Regions from separate parts of the Mus musculus genome. Here region 2 is linked to region 1. A link is a loop called in an ENCODE intact Hi-C map of the cell type or tissue named here. Cell type or tissue: heart. All regions are shown on one strand. Each heading gives the region's core, and the rest is flanking DNA. Links, peaks and the distances in the headings are about the cores only.

The links. Peaks named below come from ENCODE experiments on the same cell type or tissue, not always from the same donor. Only the 100,000 strongest peaks of a DNase experiment are listed, where the experiment ranks them.
Region 2: a loop joins it to region 1, with 2.2 times the contacts of the local background. A loop is called at or near these places in 2 of 42 quality-filtered maps.

Annotation. Positions count from the first base shown.
Region 1 is chr1:66,695,208-66,706,210 of GRCm38, forward strand. It overlaps Unc80 (unc-80, NALCN activator), which reads left to right. Exons shown (of 65, transcript NM_001368824.1): 65 at 123-3,943. The coding sequence ends at 389. It overlaps Rpe (ribulose-5-phosphate-3-epimerase), which reads left to right and starts at 5,624. Exons shown (of 6, transcript NM_025683.3): 1 at 5,624-5,821. The coding sequence starts at 5,700. In heart, for the core only: no CTCF peak of the experiment used is centred there; a DNase peak (open chromatin) is centred at 5,674; H3K4me3 peaks cover 2,159 bases; H3K27ac peaks cover 1,296 bases.
Region 2 is chr1:67,034,181-67,045,183 of GRCm38, forward strand. Lancl1 (LanC (bacterial lantibiotic synthetase component C)-like 1) reads right to left here and starts at 4,692. Exons shown (of 9, transcript NM_001190985.1): 1 at 4,315-4,692; 2 at 1-61. The coding sequence starts at 4,395. In heart, for the core only: no CTCF peak of the experiment used is centred there; a DNase peak (open chromatin) is centred at 4,711; H3K4me3 peaks cover 1,801 bases; H3K27ac peaks cover 1,262 bases.

The DNA.
Region 1 (11,003 bases), core at 3,683-8,682:
CTATGACATAGCCTGAAATTCACCTTTGATTTCTTGTCCAGTTAGAGCCATGCAGAAGTTTTTATGTTCTTTTCTGGTACCCATCCTACTTGTCCATGATATTATGATCCTTTTGATCACAGAGTGAGCCCCTTCTTGCTGAAGAAGGAGAGAAAAAGGAGGACGAAGAAATACAAGGTGCCACAGCTCACTGCCCCCTCTCCACTCAACTGTCAGACCCGGATGACTTCACTGGCCTTGAAACATCCAGCCTCCTACAGCATGGAGACACTGTCCTTCATATCAGTGAGGAGAACGGCACGGAGAATCCCCTGCTGTCCAGCCAGTTCACTTTCACTCCTCCCGAGCTGGGAGACACAGACTCAGCACTAGATGAGTCCCACGTTTAGTTCTGTATCACAGGAGCTCTGCACTCTACAGAAGACTGCTGACGATAGAATGCTTCTGATGAAAATTATTAATTCTAAAACAGCACTTTATAGCCTGTGGGTGGCATTAAGTCTGAGTGTATTTTGCTGCCAAAACTCCTAATGTTTCAAAAACATCTTAAAAATCAATAGCTAAAAGTCTTTAGTTGTGTGAAGACTGTAACAGGGAAGAACAAAGGGAAGAGCCGTCTCACTGCACACTGTGTATAGCTTGCTTTGAGCAGCTAAGAATATACTACTACAGACAGTTAAGAATATTTAATATTACTGCCCTCATAATACTGATAAGTTCTAAAAGGGAATACAGTCTCTTAAGATACTCACATTATACATCTCACAACAATGTTTATTTTTGTAGTTTCAAAATTTTACATTAGGTGGCTATATACATAGAAATTTACATATAAACAACCAGCAAGAAAAATAATTAGAAACTAAACTATAAACCCTGCAGCCATTTTTGTTTGGGTCAATAATATAGCTGGTTATTTAAAAAAAAAACGTACTATTTTTAGAGCCGTGGACTTTTCAAAATTTATTTTTTAACTGTCCTTTCACTACATCCTATAAATCAAAATTCTAATGCCACATATCATTCCATTTCATATCTACTGTATTAGACAGAGAATATCTAGAATCTCAGATATGATTCTGAATTAATAACATAGACAGCTATACAATTATGAAAAAGCTAAATGTAAATAGCTTTGCTTGAAAGAGATGGCATTCCTAATTCTACCCATGATGACATCACCGTTCGGATTAGGACCTATTGGGAAAGAGGATTGCTTTCCCTTGCTGTCCTTGTGCCTGCCCCTGAGGGCGTATTTTCATACATTAAAGTTAAATTGTTAGAACTAGATCAGAAATTAACTTTTTCTCAGTTGTCAAATATTCTATGATCCTTAGGAGATCACAGTTAATGAAGGAAAGTCAGAGTAATCAATTTCTTTATAGACTCAGACAGCTTGTATATATTACAAATAGGGCTTTAACTTAAAGTGCAGTTACTTCAAAAAAAAAAAGAATAAAATTTGAAAGGCTTGTCAGGCCAGTACTTAGTCGATTATTGAAGGGCTGGACATCATGCAGTTCATAAACATTTTTCAAAAGTTTAGCAGTTTACATTAGAGAAATGTAACTACTAAACCCTGAAAAAAATCTCATAACATACCTACATCGATGTGTGTGTGTGTGTGTGTGTTAGTCTTCATGTAGAAGTTAAACAGAGATTTTGATTATGTTGAGATGAGTTTAAAATATATTCTATATGCTTAAATATTGACTATGTTGGCTATAAAATGTATACTATAAAGAAAATACCTATAAACCCATACAAATAATAAAGGAAACGATTTTTATGTTAGAATTATTTATTAAATGAGCACAGTGACTTATAAAATCAAATATATTTTGGGGCTATGATCCCATTCACCATGAGAATGAAAGGTAACCTATAAGTTAACTAGGATAAAATTTAAAATCCCCCAGGTCAGAAAATCAGGGCAGAACCACCTTCTTGGCCTTTTGGCTGAGAACATGCATGGGAAATCCAGGAGACAAACAAACCTTCTCTGTGTTATAACACCTTCACATCATTTATACTTAATGTGCAGTTCATTTCTAAGTGCAAAAGTGGACATGTAAGTGGTTTTCTGGTTCTAAGCTGATATATTTTGCCTGTTAAAAACTATGCTGCTCAACTAGCATTAGAGGCCTTATGTTTGGTAATTACAAGTGTCTGAGTTGTGTGCGTTTATATGTCTGTGCTTTGTTCCCTCTTTTGGACTTGTGATTCAAAATCTCTATAATTGTGTCAGATATTTAAGAAGTATAGAGGTCAAAGAATTGTTAAATACTCAATAATAACCCTAAATACCTTTATATATTTTAAGTGTGTTGGGCTGTTTGAGAAATGATTTTATTGGTCTGTCTGCCTTTTAATCTGACTCCTTCACTCTCGTGTATGGAAGTCTATTATTAACTTTTTCAGTAAGCTAAGTAATGTTTTATCTTGGAAAAAAGAAAAGACATGACCACTCTGAGAAATGGGGACTTACAGAGTGGGAGTGCTCTCGTCTTGGGACTTTTGAGATTTCTCATCTATTCCATTTATTGTGTCCTTAAACGTGTTGAATGTTTATGTGTGGTAACTAAAGTATATGTATGTGCATAAGACTGTCACAAGATGTATTCTCAGGAATACTGTTACCTGGAGTTTGAAGGAATAACTTAAAGAAAACAGTTAAGATAAAAGTTCAAGTTAATTGACAATCTTTTGTAATATTCAAAAATGTGACAAGAACTAATTATCACTTTTGATCAATATATTAGTAAAATTAGATTATATCTTAATCTGTGATGCTTAATAATATTTATCTCATTCAGAGGAAGGATAAAACAGGCACCCACTTTCCAGGTATTAAACAATTACATCCAATTAAAATTGCTCCTTTGGAAAGCAACTTTATAGAGAAACCTTGAGAAATAAAAATACATCATCCATGATAGTGAGTACCCATGTGTACTATCCAGATTAAAGCAGCTTAAATCCTGGATGCAGAATTTTCTAGAATAGACATTTTTCTTTCATTCGCAGCATTCAGTGTTTTCTATAATTCTATTAGATTATTTGATTCTTATGACAAGGGAAGTGAGTTACTGAGTGCGTTGGAACAAGTCACTGAGAACAACACTGTCAAGGGGTACCACTGGGCACATGGCAGTGCTGGAGGCATCTGTTGGTTTTCTGCTTCAAGCCTCCAAGAGTAACTTAAGCCAGGATGGCATCTCTCTTTTAGCATCTGTTCTTTTAGTCAGTGAAGAACTTTCTCCACTTTGCTGCCCACTCCTAGAGTTTCCGAGGAAATAATTGAGTGTGTACTGAGATCCATAGGGAAGAAAAGGTCATAAATGAATAGAATTATAGTCCAAAACATGAACTAAGTACCTTCCTTGAGTTACACAGGATACTTTACCAGAGAACTTTCCCGAATTTGCTGCTGTCACATAGAGTCCCACTTTCACTCTGTGACCTCACACTACCAATCCATGGCCTTGTGTCTCAGCAGTGAGTAAACTAGCCCACTTCCTCATTTATTTTTGTGGGTCTCAACTGCAGCATTTTAGAAGCAAACTTTGATCTGACACTCAGGAGAATAAACACAAATAGAGGGCAGAATGTATTTGGAAAAGTTTATGATAAATTTACTTATATTATTTAAAGATCATTTAGGATCATAAATCTACGTACCTCCATGATATTTTTAATAGTCACTGTGACCATGGGATTAAAGTCCTTTATTAGCCATTTTGTAGGTGAAGACAAAGGATTGACTACACAGCCAACTTCCTTCAGATGACTATAAAGTCTGTTATGAATACTGAATGACCAAAGAGCATGGAAAATGCATCTGAATAAATACTGAGATGTTTATGAAAGATATTTATGAAAGCTAATGATTTCTGTGTTTGAATATGCACATATAATAAAATAAATCTAAGATCATTTAATGTGCTCTAATTTCACTTCTTTCCATTGGGAATGGGATAGCTCATTCAGGATCATTTTTCAAGACCTGGTCTGTGCCTTCCTTCATCTCTTGTTCTTCAGACTTCCACTCTAAAGTGGAAGCCTAAAGCCATTTTTAGCTTAAAGTCACTAATGGGTAAACACCCCCAGTCCCTCTACCGCCATATTTGATACCTACCTACTTCTGTTTCTCATCTTCTATCTTTCAAAATAAAGCAAAATGTAGATATGGAAGACAGCAAGCCAAATTGACTTCACTGCCCGGATTATGACCCGGAATGCTGGTATATCCCCAAGTCAGAATATTAAAGACTATTGTCTTCTAACTGTGTCCCCTGCAGAAACCATGGCATCTAAATTACCAGCATGCTTTTAATAAAACTATGAGAGCCCTATCCTTGTTCTTTAGGAATTGCTCTTGTTCTATCCACGTGTATCTTCATGTACCTTTTCATTTTTTCCTGGCCCAGACTCTGGATACGTTTGACATTACGCCACTTATCCATTTCAAGAATTATGGCTGGATAGCAACTCTATCAGACTGGCTATGAAAGACCCACAACGTGAGGACTCCCCCACGTTCTGACTCAGGAGAGGCGACACCCCAAATCACACAAGAAACGGTCTTACTGCAAACTTATTCAAGAGGGCTCTCGGGCCCACGGTCATACACCACGCAGGGGTAGAGGTCTGTGGCACACCGATTAGCTGGGTAAGGAGGTATTTAAAGGAAGAAACCACAACTCAAGGAAGTGGGGAGGGCTTTGTTGGAAAATACCAAAGATACCAGTTAAGAGTCCCAAGGAAGTGCAAAGTCACAAGAGTCACAAGGAATACCTGGTAATTGTTCCAGTTATCTCTCAAGACAGTTTCTAAGAGCCCCTAACAATAGCACATTTGCATAGCAATGGTCAGGGTGACTTTCTTTGAATGAACACTCTTTGAACCCAGGAAGCGGGTGGGTGGAGGAATGTCGCTATCTGTTTTATGATTAGCATCATTAAGTCACAGAGGTCACATTCCCATGCCTGGGCCTAAAGGCCTAGAATTTTGTTTTTACGTTATACTTTCAGCTACTGCAAAAATTCCTACACTGAGTACTCAGCAGTCACCAGTTATCAGCAGCTTGACTAAGGAACATCTCAGAAGAGAGGACTGTAAGAGACAGAGGGTGGGGGAAGTTCAACGGAATGCTGCAATTAATGATTGCATAAGCAACTGTGGCTCCCTGCACAAAACCTACAGACACGTGAGGTGAAGTTATTTAAGTAGGAGAGGAGTTAATTGGGAAGAAGGGGTCAGGAGGAGTGGCTGGGGTAAGAAAGGGTAATGGGGTTGAATATGATCACAATATATGCTATACGTGTATGAAACAGAGAAAAAAATAAAAACAAATTTCCTACATTGTAGGTGGTAGTCTAGCTGATCAACCCGTAGAACTTCTTACATTGTACTCAATAAACTATTTTCCCTTTCAAAAGGAAAAGAAGCCAGAAGATCCTTGGAAATCCAAGACAGAAGGCAGAAGCTCTGCACCTGGCTCCGCCCCTAGCCAGCCAGCTGACGCCCCCCCCCCAGGAGGAGGCGGGACTTCCTCGCCGCAGGGCAGCTGCTTCCGGCAGAGTCCGGAAGAGAGTGCGAGGTGGGAGGGGGCGGAGCCAGTGCGGCGCGCCCAATCGGGACGGAGTCTTGGCTGGCCCGGGCTCTCGTGGGCTCACTCGCTCTAGGGAACCGGCACCATGGCGTCGGGCTGCAAGATCGGCCCGTCCATCCTCAACAGCGACCTGGCCAACCTGGGGGCCGAGTGCCTGCGCATGCTGGACTCGGGGGCCGACTACCTGCACCTGGATGTAATGGACGGGTAACTCCGCGGGGCTCGGGGCGGGCTGGCCGCGCGGGTCGGCGTCGCTGCACCTCAGCGAGCGCCTGTTGGGTGCACGGCGCCCCTGTGCGACGACGGGCTGCCTGGCCAAGCGCGCTGCCGAGGGCACCGAGCCGGCCCTGGCTGACTTTGGGGCCCGGTCCTTTCCCCGCCACCCCGTAACCTGTGGTGATAGGACCCGGGAGCCACCTCCAGTGTTCAGGATCTTCCTCTGGTGAACTCGTAGAGAAACTGAGGCCCAACGGGACAGGCGCGACTTGCTCGATCGAACTCAGATAACTAACTAGTTCTCGACAAAGCCGGCAGACAGCCTCAGCTTGACACCTGGATGGGCTTCCGGAGTTCGACCACTTGCCGACTTGTCTTAGGCAAGCCGCTTCAGCCTTGATTGGGACTCGGGTTCAGTGTGAGGAAAATGGAAGGATTATTGATCATAGAACGCTTCCGCGTCTTGGGGAACTTGAAACGAGCAAGTCCAGTGCCTGGCGTGTAACAGATTCTCTGCAGTTGTTAGTTGTATCGAATAACCCATTCGAATTCTGATTTTCCTGTCTATTTTCTCTTCAGGCACCCTGCTCTTCAGGGAGGTCAGTTTTTTTGTAAGTAATTTTTAAGCACTGTAGTTATAATGCTCAGAATCAGGGTACAAGTTTCCTAAGTTGGTTCTAAAGTGAGGAAACAAACCTAGACCCAAAGGAGGCTGGAGGACTTGCTCAAGATTACAGAAGATTGTGACAGACTTGGAACTTGAATCTTCTTGGCTTTTTGACTAGCATTTCCCACCGAAAGTTTACATAAAATTATAAAAGACCTTGGGAGTGAGATAGAAAAATAAATTTATTTCAAATAAGCAAAATCTGTTTGCCCTCAGTCACATTGGCAAATATGTGTTATTTACATCAGTTTCGTTTCTTGTTGGAGGTTTTGCTGTTCTTTCTGGTTTTTTTGAGACAAGGTCTGTATAAATCTTAACTGGCCTCAAACTCAAAATCTTGCCTCAGCTTCCCAAATGCTGGGATTATGGGCACGGGTCCCCACACTCAGTTACACTAATTCTTTTTAACATCACTGCTGTTTTGTCCATAGCAGTTTTGTTTCTTTTGGCTCTCCGTGGTTAAATCTCATTTTTCTTAACACTTACTTGAAAGCCCTTGACCGGCTGGAATGTGTACCCCAGAGATGGTGTTGATTTCGATGCCTGAGAAAATGTAGGGGTCCTAGCATGGCACAGACTGCAGGTGTAATGAGCCTGCTTGATGCAGAGGGGAGGGGTGGACACCAGTGCTTTCACTTTGCTAATACAAATGTTGCTGTAGACCAGGCTTGCCTCACCTGCTTCTGCCTCCTGAGTGTGCCCAGCTTTTTTAACCTTATTTTTAAACGTGTCTAGTTTTTGAGATTCTATATAATATAACTAAATCATTCCCCCTTCTCTTTCCTCCCACAAACCCTCACACAGACCCTATACCTCCTTGCTCTTTTTCAAAACCATGACCTTTTAAAATATTATTAAATACATATGTAAAAATACAGACACACATATATCCCTAAATACATAAATTTGACCTGCTCAGTCTGTATAATGCCACTTGTGTGTATATTTTCAGAGCTGGCCATTTGGTATTGGATGAGACTGTGTCTCCTGCTCTCAGAATTCCTTAGATATCTGGTCCTTTGTGTAGGGCCAGGGCTCTGTGGGCTGTCCAGGTACTCTTTGAGGTTAATATGTTATCGTGAAGAGTAAGGTATATTGCTATGTCTCTCTCTCCTGGTGTACTGTAAACTTTCCAAGAGCAGGATCTGACTTTCCTTGATAAGAGACATTAAAGCATGTTATCATTGCTTAGTAATAGTAGAAAGCATCTCTGAGAATCACCGATGCCCCCCCCTTCCCCCAGCTGGCCCCCTTCCCCATATCAGACTTAAGTTAGTAAATAAGGCAAAAAAATTATTTTAAATCGTTCTACTTTTAACAATTTTTATGCCTTTAAATCTATACCTACCTTTTTTCTTTCCTTTGAAGTAAAAGCTATTTCCATTCATCTTTTGCAAAAGAGGAAACCAGTTTGGGGAAGTACAGCTCCTTTCCCATCACTCTGGCAGAATAGACAAAGCCTGATGTCTCCAGAAGAGAGCTGTGGGATCCCTTTACAAAGGTGGCCAGCCTCCTCTGCTTACTCTCCACCCCTCCGTTTTCTTCTCTGTTTCAAACTGATCTTATCTAGAAAGTCAGAAACTAGGCTAAGAAACACTAGGTGGCCAGACACAAGTATGGTTAAATATCTGAAGTAAAGAACAGGTTTGTTTTTCTGGAAACACATTTTGAGAAAAGCACAAAACACACCATGGCAGAATGCTAGCTGGAATGTGCTGATCCCAACTATGGGAGCAACGCACACACGGCTACTTCTAAATTAGTCATTGGCATTTCATTTACGTTGGAGAGATTTTATATAAATACTGAATTTCTGACTTTTGCTGGAGATATCAAAGATTTGGAATTCTCTTCTGTATTCTGGTAAGGCCTTGATTGTGTGGAATTGAGCAAGGCAAGCATCTGTAACCAGTTTCTCATTGTGTCCTGGGCCCTACCTTCTCTAGCCTGGCTCACCTGCTCAGTTTTCCTTTTGCCACCAGCCAAAGACTCTCCAGTTCCTGATCCCCGGGAAGATTTTCTGGTTCCTGTCTTGGTGCGTTTTGTACCAACCGTAATCCTCTTACATTTTGTTTGTTGGTTTGTCTGCAGTAGACTGCCTTCCAGTTATTACTAAAGTATAGGGATGCTGATGGGACCTGCTAAGAGAGGAGACGTAGATTCCTCTGTTACAGCAGCTATGGATTATCCCCAGCAAGTCCCTGGTTTCAGGCACGAGGAACCCTTTGTTACACTTTCCTTCTGAGGAGGGTCGTGGGGAATGTCAGAGTGAAATAGTGATGAAGCTGGCATTTCTGGTGAATTCCTTTGCTTTCGAGAAAATTAATTTAGGATTTCCTATTCTGGTAAGAAATCTGAGGCATTTGATAAAAAAATCATGTTCTTTGGTTTTTGGAACCTCAGTACCTCTCATAAAGAGGCTGGAAATCCTTTGATAATTCATGTTGTCCGGTAGTTCCGAAACACCTGATTGCATGCCTAGGTTTTTGCACCTTTTAGTTATGGCTTAGCCACAAGCCTTTAGTTTCTCATGAAAACTTTGGTGCATATTGGGCTCTTAGTGAATTTATTAAACCCAGGTCATTGAGTTTATTACCAAGAGCACAAATTGTTCACTTAACTTGGAGGTCAGTACTTTTACATGTTATTCTTGTGTTTCTCAAGTAAATTTGTATTTATTAGATTCTCAGCTTCTCAGCCCATGATACTTGTCATGATTGTTTTAATAATAAATGGAACCTAAATTTGAGCAAACTAATTTTCAAGACCACACGGTACAAGCACAGTATATGCGACTGAAGACTTAGTGTGAAGTTGCAGAACAGCCTGTTGCTGCCTGCTTACCAGCCCCGTATCTCTGGTGGAGTTAACATCGGTGTGTGATTGAGCCCTGACAGTAATGGCCCTTGGACAGGCAGTGGAATAATCTTTGAACCTCCAGGGATCAGTTGGTTAGAGAACGTAGCCATGGCCCACTCGTTCTGACCCTCTCAGGTCGATCCCGAGAATGTGAGTTGCTGTTCCCTCCCCAGGACTATTGTTCTAGTATCTGTACTGGCAGGTGAATGCTGAGACTGCCCTTTGTAGCCTCATTGCCTGTGTTAACTCCTCCTGCCAGCACTTACTGATTGTATGACACTGGGCTAGAAGAAAACTTAACTCTTTTACTCCCTGCTGCATCTAATCAGTTGTTGACAGGCCCTCTTTTTTTATTTTCCTATTTTTGTCATTTTTATCGATTCTTAGCATTAACACCTGCCTTCCTTCTTGCACTTATCACTCAGTCCATCTTTGTGCTTTATTGTATTTATTACTTCTTAAGAAGCTCATACCCCACTTGATAGTTACAGCGCAGTAAACTCCGAACACCTGCGTGTAACGTTGACCATCCTTAATCCGATGGCGTCTACCCCTGCTGTGGTCAACACCCTGTCCCTTTGACCTAAGCGTGCTTTTTTTTTTTTTTTTTTTTTGCCTTCTCTTCCTTTTCGGCTTTTCTGGTCCTACAGATATCAATGTTTCATAAATCCTGTGATCTTCTAATATTTCAGAATTCTACAGAATACTTAAAGTATTTATTATAATCTTCCTTTTGCTATTTTCTTTCTTCACATTTCCGTGGGCATTATTGTTAAGCTTTTCTCAGTCTACATTTCAGGACCATAGCACTATAGTTTATTTTTTGTTAACGCAGCAGTTGAGTGTGATTCCATGCACTTGTTCTGGGATTTCGTCGTCTTCCATCCCATGGTTCTATTCATCAAGAGCTGGATCGGCCATTTAGTGAGGACTGGGAGGGGTGCAGATTGAATTCCTCTCATCCAAAATTCTTGTGAGCAGAATTGTCTCAGATTTGGGGTTTTATTTGGATTTCAGAATATTTGTGTGCACCTAGTATTTAAGGAGTTTAAAGGTTAAGTGCGTTGGGGTTGAGGTCAGACTGACTTAACTTGAATTCTGTCCCACAGATTATGAACCAGGTGATTGAAGGGTGTTAAGTTACCATGTTTTCAAAGAGGCTGTAAATCATATCTGTTTTTACTAAGTCTGAGGTATGAAGAAAGTTATAACCCCTGGCGTGAACTGAGCTCTCAATACACTATGACTAGCTCCAATAAGTACCGTTACTTTTTTTTTTTAATTTTTTTTTATTATTATATGTAAGTACACTGTAGCTGTCTTCAGACACTACTATCTGAAGAGGGTGTCAGATCTCATTACAGATGGTTGTGAGCCACCATGTGATTGCTGGGATGGATTTGAACTCAGGACCTTTGGAAGAGCAGTCAGTGCTCTTAACCACTGAGCCATCTCACCAACCATCGTTATTTTTTTTTTAATGGTTATTATTTAAAGGGTTTAAACAATAGTTTAGTGGCCTGTGGTTGAAGTAGATTAGAGGCTAAGATTCAGGACGCCTGTGATAGAATCCTGTATTAACCGGTGCTCCCCTTGAACAAGTCTGGAAGTGTCTTTTGTCATCTTTCCATCTCTGCTTGCTATGGA
Region 2 (11,003 bases), core at 2,160-7,159, 340 kb after region 1:
CCATTTGCTGAAGGAGCTCTCGGATCTTATTGGTCAAGCGATGTGAGAACTCAGGAGTCAGCTGCAGAAATTAAGAAAAAATATTTTTACGAAGAGTAAATAGTCAATCAATAGTACCTTATAATGGCATTTTTTTATTCATGGAAACAAGATATTATCATGTAAAACTTAAAGTAGCTTTTCAGAAACCACATATGGAACTCACACTATTTAAAACAACACATTTATTTCAAAAAGTTACTGTGAGCCAAGTTATAGTGGTGCACGCTTCTGATCCCAACATTTGGGAGGCTGGTGCAGGAGGTTGCTACTTTTGAGGCTAGCCTAGGCTACACAGTCAGACCTAGTCTCAATAGAAAAGAAAGTAATTTTCTTCCTTTCTGGTATTTTAAACAAGGTTTCTCTGTGTATCCGTGGCTGTCCAGAAACTTGAACTGAGTATCAGGCTGTCTTCAAACTCTAGAGATTGGCCTGCCTCTGCCTCCTAAGTGCTGGAAATAAAGGTGTGGGCCACCACTGCCCAGATTAACTCCACTTCTTTATATTGCAGCTGCCTTCCTGGAAGTGGAGAGTAACACCTGCCCCACGGTTTCTTAAAGTCAAACCCACTCTGTGCCATAGGGGTACACTTAAGGCTGAGACCCTGAGGTTAGTGACACCCATGTGATAGCTTATGAAACCGATGGGCAAGATGAGGGCCACAGGTCATAATCCTATTACTACTTTGAAAATCTCTTTTCCTTTTTATTATTTTATGTATGGGTGTTTTGATGGCTTGTATGTCTGTGTACTATGTGTGTGTTTGGTGCCTTGGGAGGCCAAAACGGGATTCTGGTCCCCTCAAACTGGAGTTATAGACAGCTGTGAGCTACCATGTGGGTACTGGGAATACAACTTCAGTCCTGTGAAGCACAAGTTCTCTCAATTGTAGCCATGTCTTCTGCCTCCCTCCCCGCCATGTCATACTCTTTATAAAGCAACTGTAAAGTAGTTTTCAAGCACTGTACACTCTAAATGACTGCGTGTATTAAAGACTGGTATCAACGTACCAACTCTTCAGGAGCATGCTATAACTCCAAACTGTAATTCCAAAAACACAATGAGATTTCCACCCAGGGCTGAGGACCACCACATGTGCAGACAGGTGTTTCATCATGAAAAGACTGCACTCTCAAGCCTACACTGGCCATCCCTAGAGTCTGTCTGTGTGAGTGTCTGCTCATGCATGCATTGCTGGCACCTGGGTAGAGGTTAGAGGTCAACTGTCAGGAGTCCGTTCTCTCCTTCCGCTTCCGTCCCCAGCCGGCCTGCAAGTGCATTCATCCGATGAGCCATCTCAACAGCACTAGAATCTCATTTTTAAGAGGAACACTTTAGGTTAGGGAAATGGCTCTGATAGTAAAGTGCCTGCTTTGCAAGCAGGAAACTTGAGTTTGACCTCTAAACCAGTATATTAAAAAGAGGGGTACATTGGCTTGTGCTTATAGGGGGGCAAGCTGGCATGTTCTTATAGTGGGGCAAGCTGGCACATGCTTACAGGGGGACATGCTGGCATGTGCTTATTATCTTAGAGCTGTGGAGGAAAAAACAGGCCAATCCCTGGGGCTTGGTGGACAGCCAGTCTTGGGCCTACTTGTCAAGTTCCATGCCAGAAAGTCTTGTCTGGAAAACAAAGACAGCACCCAGGGAGCAATGGACACTATCCTTGACGCTGACACACATGCATGTCTCCTACACACACATGCAAAGAGGCACGTAAGACTGGAAGAAGGCAGTGTCGTAAGTTCTAACGCTAATAATGTTCCAAGATTCACCTCTGAGGAGCATCCCTCTGAGGACTGTGGCCACTGCAGCACTGAGCACCATGCAGAATCCACAGCTTGACAGCCGCCTGGGATTTAACAGTCTCTGACAGAAGGTCAGGTCTTCAACGTGACTTGAGATGCATTTAGTAAGATATGATGGACTTCAATATTAATATAAAAAGGTCTGTAAGCCTCACAGAACTTGGGGAGTAGCTCGACATGGCCACAGGCCATCTTCTGCACAGAGGCCACATGTAATGCACAGCCCTGGGTGGCCTGACATCAGGAGGCCACAGTGAGAGTGCCTCAGCCCTGGGACAGGAGTCACTTTCTGCTAGGTACACATGTTTACAAAGGTGACCTGCCTGAGAATACTGACTGCTTGTGGCAGACCACATCACTGAAGTGTGAAGAGTGCTGGAAGATGCCAGGAGACAGACACGCTCCTTCTGTATTGCTGCCTTAATGTGGAGAATGTGGAGGCAGCACAGCCAGGTCTCCAGGACTTGACCTTTCAGGTTCAACAAGAGGATTTAAAAATGGATGCCACTTTCTCTGTACAATTTCCAAACTCTGTTCTACCATACACCACCTTGTTATCTGGGATCAGAGTTTGCATTGGTGTCCTTTTTTTTGTCCCTTAGAAATGAATTAAAGTTATACCCGGTCTGGTGGCAAAGACAGAGCCTGCTGAGTTTGAGGGTACCCTGGACTTCAGAGTGAGTTCCTAGCCAGCTAGAGCTACAAGGTGAGACACTGCCTTGAGAAAAAAAAGAAATGAATGGATGATTGATTTTGACAGCTGGGTATGGTGGCTCACACCTATAGTATTAGTACTCAGGAGGCTGAGGCAAGAAGATTACTTGGAGCTAAAGGCCAGCCAGTGTGGGCTTTAGTTAGCGTTTCAAAAACCCAAAGAAAGCAGGCCAAGACGTGTCAGCACACAAAAGTATTAGTTGTGAAACATGACTACCCAGCCATGATCTCAGAGCATGTAGAAAGCTGCATGTAGCAACACACATGTTAATGCCAGTGCTCCTACAGCTAAATGTCAGGCAGAGAGCAGAGTCACCCAGGCTGTGGGCCAGCTAGCCTGGAGTACACCGCATAGTAGCAGAAATAGACTGCGCCTCGACAAGGCAAGGCAAGAAAGGACTCTACACAGCCGTAACATGTACAGGCTTGCACATCACCCACATGAAGTGTATAAATTAATTTTTTGAAGCAATAAAAGGTAATAACTAAAGATAATAATAATAATAAGAAGAATAAGAATTAACTGTGTAAACTGAGCATCCTACAGCCTAAGACTGAAGTTCCATCATTAGGACACTTCTGCCAAGTCAGCACAAAGTGGCAGGCACACCTTCCTCTCTCCCTCTGATCACAGGACTGACTCAAACCTTCAGATCTGCTGAGGTAGGCAGAACACAGGCCCTCATGATGACAAGAAGGACCCTGGGGCTCCAATTACACAAAGCTTTGTCCCAGGAGGCCATACACTTTGATACCCTTCCACACTGCACCTCCACTGTCCCTCCCTGCTACTGCATGACCAACTAAGGTGTTTTCAGGGGTGAGCTGACACCACATAAGCCAGACATATTTGTGAACTCTTCACAGCTACCTAAAAACACTTTTCTTTTTTCTTTTTTTCTTTTTTTCTTTCTTTCTTTCTTTCTTTCTTTCTTTCTTTCTTTCTTTCTTTCTTTCTTTCTTTCTTTCTTTTTTTTGCACAGTCATAGCATTTCAAAGAAACAAGTTGATAAAATGTATGGCCACTGGCATACACTTTTACGCCCAGTGCTGGGGAGGCTGAGGCAGGAGGATAGTGATTTCAAGGTCAGCCTGGGCTACACAGTGAGTGCACACTTTTTAGTTTCTCTCTCAGGGCTCAAAAACCAGGTTTCTATTCCAATAATAATAATCCTACTCCCCAGAAGGCATGAGAAAACAGGTCCCTGGTGCCACACCTCCAGGCTCTCCTCTCTAAGTGCCTGGTGGTGGGCAAACCAGTGTAAGTACAAATGGTTTTTCTAATCGTTGGCTCACCGCTCTCAGCTTTATAGGCTTCGAAAAATGGTAAAATCACAAATGATTTTGGGCCTGTTGGATACATTTCTGTCAGCACCATGCCTTTAACGTGGTCCTCTCCACGCTCTAGTTTGCACTCATGACTCTGTCCTAACTTGCGCACACTCACTAATGAAAAACATGGCACCTATGAAGACAACTTGGCTCCTCATCTCCCTTAATGCCACTTAGGGAGTGAACTTGGAAGACAATTTTTATAACTGACATCACTGTTAGTGATGTTGACAATGGGTTTTATTCTCTATCCAATATGTTAGGACGCAGTGTATCCCAACTTAGATACTTATGTAAGTCTGATCTAATCACACATCTTTGGCGGGGGACAGATGGGCGTCCCCATCATCTAGGCAGAAGTGATGTCCTTCGGAGCCCTGGAGCTGGGGGAGAGAGGGTAGGTAGGCAAGCCTCAACTCACCCTCCCAGTAGAATCAAAGTAGTTTTCGGCCAGCGACTTGTTATAATCGGCATAAGGATTCGGAAAGGCCCTCTGAGCCATGACGCCGCAAGCGAACCTGCAGAACAGGGGAAAGAGAGATCTCAAGGGGGGCTGGGACCTGGGGTTGGGACGCGACTGAAGGCCCTTTGACAGCCCCTTCCCTCCGAGCGGTCCCCGGCTGGCAGCCGCTCCGCAAGCGCGCGGGACAGCGGCCGCTGCTCGGAGCCCCGCGGGAGGAAGGGAGCCCGTTGTTCACCCACGTCCCACGCCCACGAGTGGGGAGCACACGGAGATGATGGAACCCGCACGCCTCTCCAGCGGCTCCGCAAACCGCGCAGCGGCGACAATAACAGATGCGGCGCGTTTACCGCCCACTTCCTGTAGGCCTGGCCAATCAACGGGCACGAGAAGGCAGAGGCCCGCCTCCCACCTTCAAGTTCTTAAAGACACAACGCACTTTCTGATGCTTTCCCGGTGGGCAGCGGTGGTGGGGCTCCAGGTTTCCGACACTCGTTTATAAACACCTTGTTAAAGAAAGTTCAGTTCTAGATTCCAGGAGTTCGAAGTCCCCTTTCCCTGCAAAGGGAAAGGACCGTTTTCAAGTCTACACACCGAAGTCTTAACTACAAACTGAAATTACACACTGAAGTCTTAACTGACAAAATGAAATTGGTGTGTGTAGGGGGTGGGGGTAGGGGGTGTGTTTGCCTTTACATCTTCTAATTACGTTTCTAAAAGGAGGGAAAAAGAGACACAGAAATGACAGTGACGGAAACAACAAACCCAACCACCACCACCTGGCTGGCCACGTGGGTTTGGTGGTGGTGGTGGTTCAAGACTTTAATTTCAGCATTTGGAAGACCAGGCAGAGGGAGGCAGATCTCTGAGTTCAATGTCAGCTTAGTCTACAGAGTAAGTTCCAGGACAGCCAGAGTTTTATTGAGAAACCAGAAACCCTGTTTCAAAGAACAAACAAACCCCACCAGACTCTGTGAGCTCCAACACACTACCATTACAAAAAACAGAATATGCTAACTACTTTGGGGACATTTTTTACTTCAAGGTGCTCAGGAGGGTGTGGGCAAGGCACCAAATGATAAAAACATCAGGGAAACTATGCAAAAACTCAAAAGAACCCTTAGGAAATTTAGTCCGCTCAGTAGCCTAAATTAGACTCTGATACTACATATTGAACCCTTAAAAAAAAAAAAAAAAAAGGACAAAGATTGGAGAGCCATTTCAGTGTTTACAGTCTTCTTGTTTGAAAATTTTATGTTGGAAATTAAATCCTACCCGGGATGCATTGGGACCTCTCTGTTCAAAGAATATAGGGGGTCTAGTTCACATCTGTCAAGGGCAGGAGAGATGCCTAGGGGCTGAGAGCTCCTGCTGCTCTCCAGGAGGTCCAGAGTTTGATTCCCAGCACCCTTGAGCTGCTTACAATCAGCATAATTCCAGCTGATTCAATGCTGTCTTCTGGTGTCCATAAACACCCCGACCCCAAACACACACACACACACACACACACACACACACACACACACACACACACACACACACAGGAGGGAAAGAGGGAAGGAGGGAGAGGGGAGGGGAGAAGAGAAGGAGAGAGACAGAATGAATAAAATAAAAATCATAAAATGTCAGTTCGTTTCACCTTTCTCTTGATTAAGGGGCACATACTTCAGACACCCACTCCTGGCCTCCTGCTCCCCCTGAACCCCCTCTTCATCATGTTGACCCCAGTTCTCTCCTGAGAAGTTGCTTTAGACTAACATAAAAGTTCTGGGGTTTTTTTGTTTGTTTGTTTGTTTTTGTTTTTTTATAATAACATTTGTTCTCCCAGAAAATTCATTAGTTCCGTTCTCACAGCATATTCATGCAGAGTTAGTAGAGGTCTTTAGTGACTATGAAGCTGAAAACATGGAGGTGTGGAGGAGCATCTCAGAAGAGACGAAAGGAAAGGAGTGAGAGGCATTTTATAATAATTGTATTATTGTAATCATATTATGTTATTATTGCAAGCCCAGTGTCATGATGTCCCCTCACAGGCTTTCCATGAGCAATTGAAGTTCCTGTGATACCTAAATACACTAACGATGTATGGAAGGAACGACTCGGGGGAGCATAGTGGAACACTCACCTTAACCAGACAATGATGCTTGACCAGATGACTGTGGACAGGAAGATGGAGGATGGGGCAGGAGGGCAGGGGTAGGGGTAGGGGGGAGCACAGGATGGAGGAAGTCTGGAAGTTTGAAAGCAGCATGCTGGTGGCTGAAAAACCTGAGAAGGATGTGCCATGTGGACAGTATAATGAGATGCTGAGCTCCTATTGGGAACAGAGGCACAAGTGTAGGCAAGTCAGAGGCGTCTGTGGTGTCCTCTATCTGTCTTGTTCCAGACACAGTGTCTCAGTGAGCCTGGACATTGCTGTTTTTCTCCGTGGCTGGAGTAAGCTAAGTCCCAGTGATTCTCCTGTCTCTGTCCTCCTCAGACCTGGGTTTATGGTTTCTATTACATCTGGCTTTTATGTGGGGGCTGGAGATCTGAACTCAGCACTTCATACTTCTACAGTAAGCTCTTACACACACAGATATCTCTCCAGGCCAAGGCACATGATCTGTCTATCTGTCTATCTATCTATCTATCTATCTATCTATCTATCTATCTATCTATCTATCTATCTATCTACCTATTTTATATATAGCCATTTTATATATACCAGAAGCCAACTGCTGGATCATAGGACATTCTCAAAATTAATTCCCTCACTATTAATTCCCCAATACTGTTACACTGCTTTCTAGGAGCACTGCACTAGTTTATCTCCTTTCTGTTGGGACCTATCAGTTTTTGTTCTCACCTCCTGCCCAGCATTTATTGTCTAGTATTCTAAATTTACCATGTTAATGAATGGCATAAAATTTCCATAGATGTTGAAACACTTTTATTTTTATTTTTAAGTTTTGTTGAGAATAGTGTTGGGCTTTTGTTCAGACACGTGCCAAACAACAGGGCGTTACCTTTGGATGTTCATTTTTGTGTTTGTTTTTGCATGATTTTCTTGTCGGTTGACAGGTTTTCTTGGTCTCCTGGCAGGTACATTCCAGCTATGAAGTTCTGGCTTCAGATATTAGGACCACATTTTCCTGCCTGCTAATTTTCATCTAAATAGAACCTACACAATTTTGTTATCAAGGTTCAAACACTTGGCTTCAAGCTATGTGTGTCTATCCACTAACAGGCTGCAAGGAGGATGCCCCAAAGCTGCCACTACAGCCCACCCTTGCCAAGAAGAAGAGACAACACAAAGTTAGATTTCGGACAGTTCTGGAGGTTCCAAAGTCTGAGATGCTGGTAGCATTTACTTTTTGTTTTTCTGTTATCCGTTTCTGGGTTTGCAGAAGGCAATCTACAAATGCCAGAGCATGTGGGAGGTGACAGCGAGGTCACAGCCACCAAGAGGCCTAAAGCACATTGTGGAAACAGAGAGAAAAGCACTTCTTTTAGTCGAGGTTAGCTTTGTTCCTCATCACCTTTCAGGATTGTAGATCTCTTCCATTCCTCAGGGTGTTACTCTGGTCACAATGACCATGGCTCTCTATCAGAGGTACATCTGTGCCCAGACTTGAGGGAGTTGTGGAGCCAGGCAAACTCAGGCATGCACAGGCTGGTACAGGAATCCATCACTTCCCTCACATGTCCACTGGTGAGAATTAAGCCACATGGCTGTGACCATTAAGCCACAAGGAGGATGAAATGAGGTCATCTTCTGGTCCAATCTGTGTGTTTTTGATGTCTGAAGGAGTGAACTGGTTTGGTGGGTAGTGGTCTCCTTCCTATGCATCGTGGAAGTTCTAGTAACTGATAGTACCTGTGTGCTAGCATAAGGGGGACACAGGTTCCCACTTTGCCTCTGACCTCCTTGAATGCACCATTGCTGCTTATGGTGAATCCTCTTGAACTTTGTTAATCCTGCCATTGTACTAGGGAGGAGAGAGACCATGAGATTCTATATTATTCCAAAAACATCTTCTCTAAAGCACATGCAGTCTATGACTTTGATTTATTTATTTTTTCCCCTTCTACTCAGAGTAGCCTATTTTCTTTGCAGCACAAAAGTTATAAAGTAGCAGCTGTCTAAGTCTGATTTTACTGTCACTGTCCTGTTGGTTTAACATCCAGTTGGGGCTATGTACAACTGAAGCAATTTCCTGTTTCGCCCATGGTATTGACCCCACTGGTTGGGAGTGCCTTTGGCAGCAGAGGAAACGGACGTGCAAACAGACATTCACCAAACACAGTGCGGTTCACTTTTAATTTCCTAGAGACAGTGTTTGCTGTGGTACAGACGACACCACCTCCTTGCCTTGTCAGGACTGTTATTAGTGTGCTGACAGATTTCTTGGTACCTGTAACTGCTGGGCAAATGCTCCCGTTATAGCTGTGCTGGCGTTCTCTGGGAGATGAGAAAGATTTCAAGCACAGAAAGTTGGTCAAAGATGTTCAAACATTTAAACAGGTTTCTCGATTTCCTTCTAACCCTTGAGAATAGATCTTGATCAACACAACAGCCCATGTCTTTAGGAGCAAGAAGAGAGGTTTTTTCTTTTGTTTTTGAGAATGTGGGCCTACGCTCTATTGTGAAGATTACATAGATCCTTGTTGCCTATGTGCATGGTATCTATAAGCAAGTCAGCAATAAAAAACCTCATGTCCTTGCACCTATATCTGGGATCCTGTTCAAAGTCAGAAAGCATTTCATTTAAGAATATATTTTAATTTTTTGTTGTATTTAGCTATGGGGTGAATGTGCTGTGTGTGGAGCTTACAGGACAATTTCTACTTCTACTGTGTGGGTCCTAGGGATTGAACTCGGATGTCAGGTTTGGCAGTGCCTTTACTCACTGAGCCACATCTTGGGCCGCCAGAAATGCCTAATGAGATGAATTACATTTGCTTCTGTCCTCACCCAGCCGCAAAGCATACACTAGTGCATGTAGTGAGATGATACACACTCACCCTTGTTTGCCCCAGTTTGGGATTCCCACCAGCCTGTTCCACTGCCTGACAAGGAGGTGCCAGTATTTACAATGCTCATGTCATATACAGATTTGTCTCACAATAGGTAGTTTAAGTTATTAAAAGGAAAATATTAAAAATTCCCAGCTTTCCCAATAACTGTGTTATTTATGCTTCATATATATATATATGTTTTCTTTTTGCTGGGAGAAATGAGAGGTCAAAGTCAAGGTGAGTAACTGTGGAACACAAAGGTTTACAGCGAGAAGGCAAAGACAGTCCCTCAGTACGGCCACACACATCTGGAATTAGAGCTCCTAGACCAGGGAGGAGGCCTAAGAATCTACTAGTTACCTTGTTACCACCTTGTCACATTGGTTTTGAACACTTAGTGTCTCTGTCTGACTGTGAGGGCCCTCAGGTCTGGGCTTCAGAAAGTCCTTCCTCCCTTATCAACACATTGCCTGGGCTGAGCCACAAAGCCTGGCATGAAGGTTGTGCTCTGGGCAGGCCAAGGAAAGGAGAGGACCGGAACTCCAAAGAATCATGCAAGACTTGCTCTTCTCAAAGACTGACTCCCTCATATTGTCACCACTGGAGCGCATGTTAATACAAACTTCCCCATTTCCTGCCAAGCACTCTGTCTTAGGGAAATTGGGCTGGCTCTGCATAATGAAAAGCTTCATATGAATCTCTTGTAGGCAAAAATTGTAGAATTGGATAGATAGCTATGTGATTCTCTTGCTGTCTAGAGTTTGGTATGGTTGCTTCTAGAGAAGAAAAGACAATGAAAGAATATAGTGCGAATATTTAAAAACCATGGCTGGAATTCTGGGAATTATTGATTTCTAGCTTACATCTGGTATGTCACAGTCCCTCAGATAATTCTCTGGACCAATGGTTCTCAACCTGGGATGGAATGACCGTTTCACAGAGGTCACCTAAGATCATTGCATGACACAGATATTTATGTTATGATTCATAACAGTAGCAAAAATACAGTTACAACATAGCAATAAAAAATGATGGTTGGGTGTTATCACAACATGAGGAACTGTATTAAAGGGTCTTAGCATTAGGAAGGTTGAGAACCACTGCTCTAGACTAAAGCTAAGAAAAAGACCTGAAGAGAAGGCACCAGAGTGGGGTGGAGAGAGAGAGAGAGAGAGAGAGAGAGAGAGAGAGAGAGAGAGAGAGAGAGAGAGAGAGATGCAGAGACAGAGGGGCAGAGACAGTGAGACAGACAGAGAGAGAGAGAGAGACAGAGAGAGAAAGGAGGGAGGGATAAAGGGAGGGGGAAAGGTCCTGTATTCTTACTTTGACCTAAGCCAGCCTGTGCTTCTAGGCAGTATTTTGGATATTTTACCTAGATACTATCCAAATGGGCTATTCCTCTTTTTCTTTTTCTTTTTTTCTTTTCTTTTTCTTTTTCTTGTCTTGTCTTTTCTTTTTTGGCAATCAAGTAAATTTTAACCCCTCCTGCACTTTCCCAGGACTTCTCTCGTCAATGTAGCATGTCTCTCAACCATATGTTCAAACATGTCTGTAGCAGGGTGGAGAAGAACTAGTCAGGACAAGTCTTCCAGGAGTCCTGTGGCTTTCTCTAGACACCAGGCAGAACAAGTCTACTTCACACATTTCCA